Linked DNA regions of Homo sapiens: region 2 is linked to region 1. Evidence: read pairs that join two places in POLR2A ChIA-PET (ENCODE). Cell type or tissue: GM12878. All regions are shown on one strand.

Region 1 (2,500 bases):
TTACTTTATGTTGAGATTAAAAAGAACTTAAGTCCCAAATGATTCTCTGAAAATAATGTGGCCTGGTCTCCAGAAATAAATTTATCACCTTCTTAGTAGATCATTGTCAAATGCAAAAAACCTGAAAGTGCTATGGATCAGAAAAGGAAGATTCCCAACAAATATTTATATTAATAAAGGGTATGGAAACACTTCATAATCATGTTTTAGAATTGCTGCAAATTTAATCTATTGCTAGAGATATGAAAAAACTATACCCCTGTGCCTTACATACAGTAGGTGCTCAACAAAAGTTCAGTAAGAGCTCAGCTCTTGAAGCTATATAAATAGGAAGGTCAAATGCTTTATTCTTATGCTTTACAAAGTGAGAGGTTAAAGAAAGCTAGATCAAAAATATGATAAGCAGTGATTTAATATTAAAGGAAGAGAAAGACACTGATGCAGGTAAACAAACCAGACAGGCTGAAACCAGAACTCAAAGAAAGTCTAAAGAGAATGCTCTAAAGTAGAAAATGAAGTTTCTATAATAAGTCAAAAGGGAATAGGAAGATGCAGCTTGGTAGGAGTGAGGACTCGAAGGAAAAAAAACAACTCACTGAAAGCTAAAAATAGTGAAATTTAATCCATGTAGAAGTATTAGTTCTCCTTTCTCCCTAACTCATATAAAATGTGTTTTTTAAATTGAGGTATAACTTTCATACAGTATAGTGCACAAATCTTAAATGTACAGCTTGATACATTTTTACATATGTACACATCCATGTAACACCATCCAGATCAAGACAGGGAACATTTCCAGTGCCTTCTCCTATTCAATAACTCCTTTCTACCCACTACAAACCAGTGACCACTGTATCAGTAATTTATTCCTTTTTATTGTCAAATAGTACTCCACTATGTGAATATACTACAAATTTGTTTACTCATTCTCCTGCTGATGGACATTTGGGTTGTTTCCTGTTCTATCATGAAGAAAGTTGTTATGTATGAGCATTCTTGTACAGTATTTTGGTGAATATAAACACTCATTTCTCTTGGGTATATGCCTAGAAGAGACTGCTAGGTCACAAGGTAAGCATATGTAGATTAAGTCAGTTTTCTTAAGTAACTATCAATACACTCTACTAGCAATATTTGATAATTCTCATATAAAGTTTTTAAGTGTAAAAAAGTGCTTTAGTTAAAGCACAATAATTTTGAGGCTTTTCGTTTACATTGTTTTCTGACCTTTTAGAGTAGGGGGTAACATAAGCAGAGTGCTCACATCTCAGCGGAAGGTTTGGGTGGGGTATGGGAAGAAAACAGAATTTTGATTTCAGTTTCTTACTCTTTTAGCTAAAAAGTAAATTTTACTAGTATTTTATATGCAAGTTGACACTATTAATAGTATTCTTATTCAGATGGTTATGTTTATTCACGTTGAGTATACTGTGATTTACTGCCATTTGGTGTGTGCCCGGTTGAGCAGGATTATGGAATATCTACTTCTAACTGAACTAGCTCTCACCAAATGAACAGGTGGCTAAAAAAAAGAAAGATTCCTACACAAAAATAATATTAGTAATGTAGATGCAAGCAAACAACAAGGTAAATGTCTAAGCTGACACTTCTATTCTAGAAAATCTCTTCGGAAGTTAAGAACAATGACCATCCATCTAGTCAAATCTCACAAGAAGCAGGCAGAAAATATTCCAAAAATTAAGACTTTAAAAAATATGAACTTAACCTATAAGTAATAATAAGTATTATTACTGTTAACGATATTGTGCAATGAAAATTTTAAAACATATTGTTTTCATCATGTCATCCCTTTTAGTTTCTTTTTGTGTTTATTTTATGCTGTATATAGTAGTAACAGAAAGCACATGTATATATAAAGAAAATTTAGATATATTAGTGATGTATGCTCAAATTATTTTACCAACAGGGTACACAAACAAAAGCGATCAGAGACTCGTTTTAGCCTCAGTACTTTTTAACATTAAGCTAGCTAATCCATAACATAGATGAACTTCTAATTTTTAAAGCCACACAAAATTAGGCATACTAGATGAGAAACAGCCAGCTGCTATTTAATGTTAGAATAATACATCTGAACAATGGGGGAGAAGGAAGGAGGAGGACAGGAATCTACCAGAAAGAGGCATGAGAGTACTTTCGTAGGCACTGTTCTATACCTTGGTAGGTATTATGTCAATGTATTTATGTATTTATATTATATATATGTATCACATATACTTATATATATCAGACATATATCATATAGAGAGCTATATTTATATTATACCAATGTATACATTTGTCAAACTCACCGAATGGTACAGTTAAGGTAAGTACATTCCATTCCATGTAAATTTTACCTCAAAAGAGAAAAGGATCCATTCAAAGTATTAACCACTAGGTTAATGGCATGCATGTGTCTAGGAGTAAATTATGGCGATGTGTGCAACTTACCTTGAAATGCATTAAAATAAGAGGAACTATTATGTAGATAGAGGGA
Region 2 (2,500 bases), 150 kb before region 1:
AGAGAATAAGGAGATAATAGGCGAGGCACGGTGGCTCACGCCTATAATCCCACCACTTTGGGAGGCCAAGGCAGGTGGATCACTTGAGGTCAGGAGTTTGAGACCAGCTTGGCCAACATGGGGAAACCCCGTTCCTACCAAAATAAAAAAATTAGCCAGGCGTGGTGGTACGCACTGGTAATCCCAGCTACTCGGGTGGCTGAGGCAGGAGAATCACTTGAACCCAAGAGGTGGAGGTTGCAGTGAGCCGAACTGCACCACTGCACTCCAGGCTGGGCAACAGAGTTAGAATCTGCCTCAAAAAAAAGAGAAAAAAGAAAAAAAGGGACAATAATATTAAACTACATCACAGCATCATAGTGAGGAGTAAGTGCCATAATATATGTAAAGGGGATAGCTTGGGGTCTGGCATACGTGGAGTTCTGTAATTATGTCCAAGAAGAGGTGACATCAGAATGTTCTTTCTTCTGTAACTACAAATACCTCATGAGAGAAGATGTTTTTAAAAGGTACCAAACATTTTTTCTTTTTTTTTTTTTTTTTGAGACAGAGTTTCGCTCTGTCGCCAGGCTGGAAGGCAGTGGTGTGATCTATGCTCACTGCAAACTCTGCCTCCCGGGTTCAAGCGATTCTCCTGCCTCAGCCTCCTGAGTAGCTGGGACTACAGGCACGTGCCATCACGCCCAGCTAATTTTTGTATTTTTAGTAGAGACGGGGTTTCACCATGTTGGCCAGGATGGTCTCGATCTCTTGGCCTCATGATCTGCCCGCCTCGGCCTCCCAAAGTGCTGGGATTACAGGCATGAGCCACCGCGCCCGGCTGGTACCAAACATTTTCTAAATGATAGAATGAACACTGAACTGGAAAACAAGAGCTCTGGGCCATGGCCCTACCTAGCCTATGAGGGTTTGGAAAGGCAGTTAATTACCCCAGGTTTTAATTTTCCCGTTTGTAAAATGAGAGGGTTGAGCTAGGGGCCATCAATAATTATTTCCAGTACTAATGTCAAATGGGATATTTTATCACCTTAGAATTTTAAAAACAATTTTTACACAGGATTACAACACTGTCTAAAAAGAAAAAAACTGTTGATATACAAAGTATAAAGCTCAGATTACACACATATAACAAATGCTAAATACTATATGTTAAGGACTGGTTAAAGGTTCCACAGTTGTGTTCGGTTTGTAAAAATTCATTAGACTATACACTTAGAATACGTGTACTTTCTTTTTTTGAGACAGCGTTTCCCTCTGTCACCCAAGCTGGACTGCAATGGCGCAATCTCGGCTCACTGCAACCTCCACCTCCCAAGCTCAAACTATTCTCCTGCCTCAGCCTCCCAAGTAGCCAGGGTTACAGGCATGTGCCACCATGCTCGGCTAATTTTTTTATTTTTAGTAGAGACTGGGTTTTGCCTTGTTGGCCAGGCTGGTCTCTAACTATTGGCCTCAAGTGATCCGCCCACCTGGCCTCCCAAAGTGCTGGGATTACAGGCTTGAGCCATCTTGCCCAGCCACAATCTATGTAGTTTTCTATATGGATCCTATACTTAGTGAAAACTTAAAAATGTCAGAAAAAGAATATTTCACATAAACCTAAAACTTTAACTCCTCCAGCAGTAGATCAGCAAGTTTCCAGATTACAGGTCCAAAGATCGTTAATTTTAGAACTTTTCAGAACTTGAAATATTCCATCTTTATTCCAGATCCAGCAAAATTTGAGAACAAAGACATTCATAAAATTTCATGCTGTCATACTCTCAATCATAAGTAGAAACAATACTGGATCTCAATCTCAACTCCAATTCTAAATAGTTATCTAACCTTGAGTCACAACACCCCACTTATATGTATAAGGCTTTAGCTTCTTCACCTATATGATTCAGCACCGTATTAACTCTAACATGCTTTTTTTTGTGATGGAGTCTCGCTCTGTCTCCCAGGGTGTCTGCCCCGCCACCCCAATTCAAGCGATTCTTCTGCCTCAGCCTCTTGAGTAGCTGGGATTACAAGCCCGCGCCACCACAGCCGGCTAATTTTTATATTTTTAGTAGAGACGGGGTCATGCTGGCCAGGCTGGTCTTGAACTCCTGACCTCAAGTGATCTACCCGCTTCAGCATTCCAGAGTCTTGGAATTACAGGCGTGAACCACCATCCATGGCCTCTAATACACTTTTCAATTCTAAAATCTTACATATCTGACATGTTTCCCTGATTTGTATTATAAAAATCATTTTATATACTTTAAAATTATAATCTAGAATTCTCCAGGAAATATTAAATGCCCATATATAGTTTACTCAATTTTAAAACTACAATGATACATACCTTAGCTACATTTACTTACCTGAGTAAGTAACATAAAGGCATTATCTGCCCTAAGATGTTTGGTGAGAAATTCTACACAGTGTGCTTCCAAGGCTGGGACTGCGTATTTCTTGGCAGTATAAAGAGTGGTCATAACTGTTTCTGGACCAATTTGAACTTCATCTGAAT

What was found. Peaks named below come from ENCODE experiments on the same cell type or tissue, not always from the same donor. Only the 100,000 strongest peaks of a DNase experiment are listed, where the experiment ranks them.
Region 2: POLR2A ChIA-PET joins it to region 1 with 5 read pairs; 13 of 35 experiments call an interaction of 5 or more read pairs at or near these places.

The regions. Positions count from the first base shown.
Region 1 is chr15:83,201,974-83,204,473 of GRCh38, forward strand. All of the region lies in intron 1 of HDGFL3 (HDGF like 3), which reads right to left. Among named protein-coding and RNA genes, the nearest start is that of HDGFL3, 4.6 kb to the right of the region's middle. In GM12878, no CTCF peak of the experiment used is centred here; no DNase peak of the experiment used is centred here; H3K4me3 peaks cover 1,301 bases; H3K27ac peaks cover 1,644 bases.
Region 2 is chr15:83,054,038-83,056,537 of GRCh38, forward strand. BTBD1 (BTB domain containing 1) reads right to left here. Exons shown (of 8, transcript NM_025238.4): 2 at 2,352-2,500. All of the region lies in intron 1 of LOC124903542 (a long non-coding RNA gene), which reads left to right. Among named protein-coding and RNA genes, the nearest start is that of BTBD1, 12 kb to the right of the region's middle. In GM12878, no CTCF peak of the experiment used is centred here; no DNase peak of the experiment used is centred here.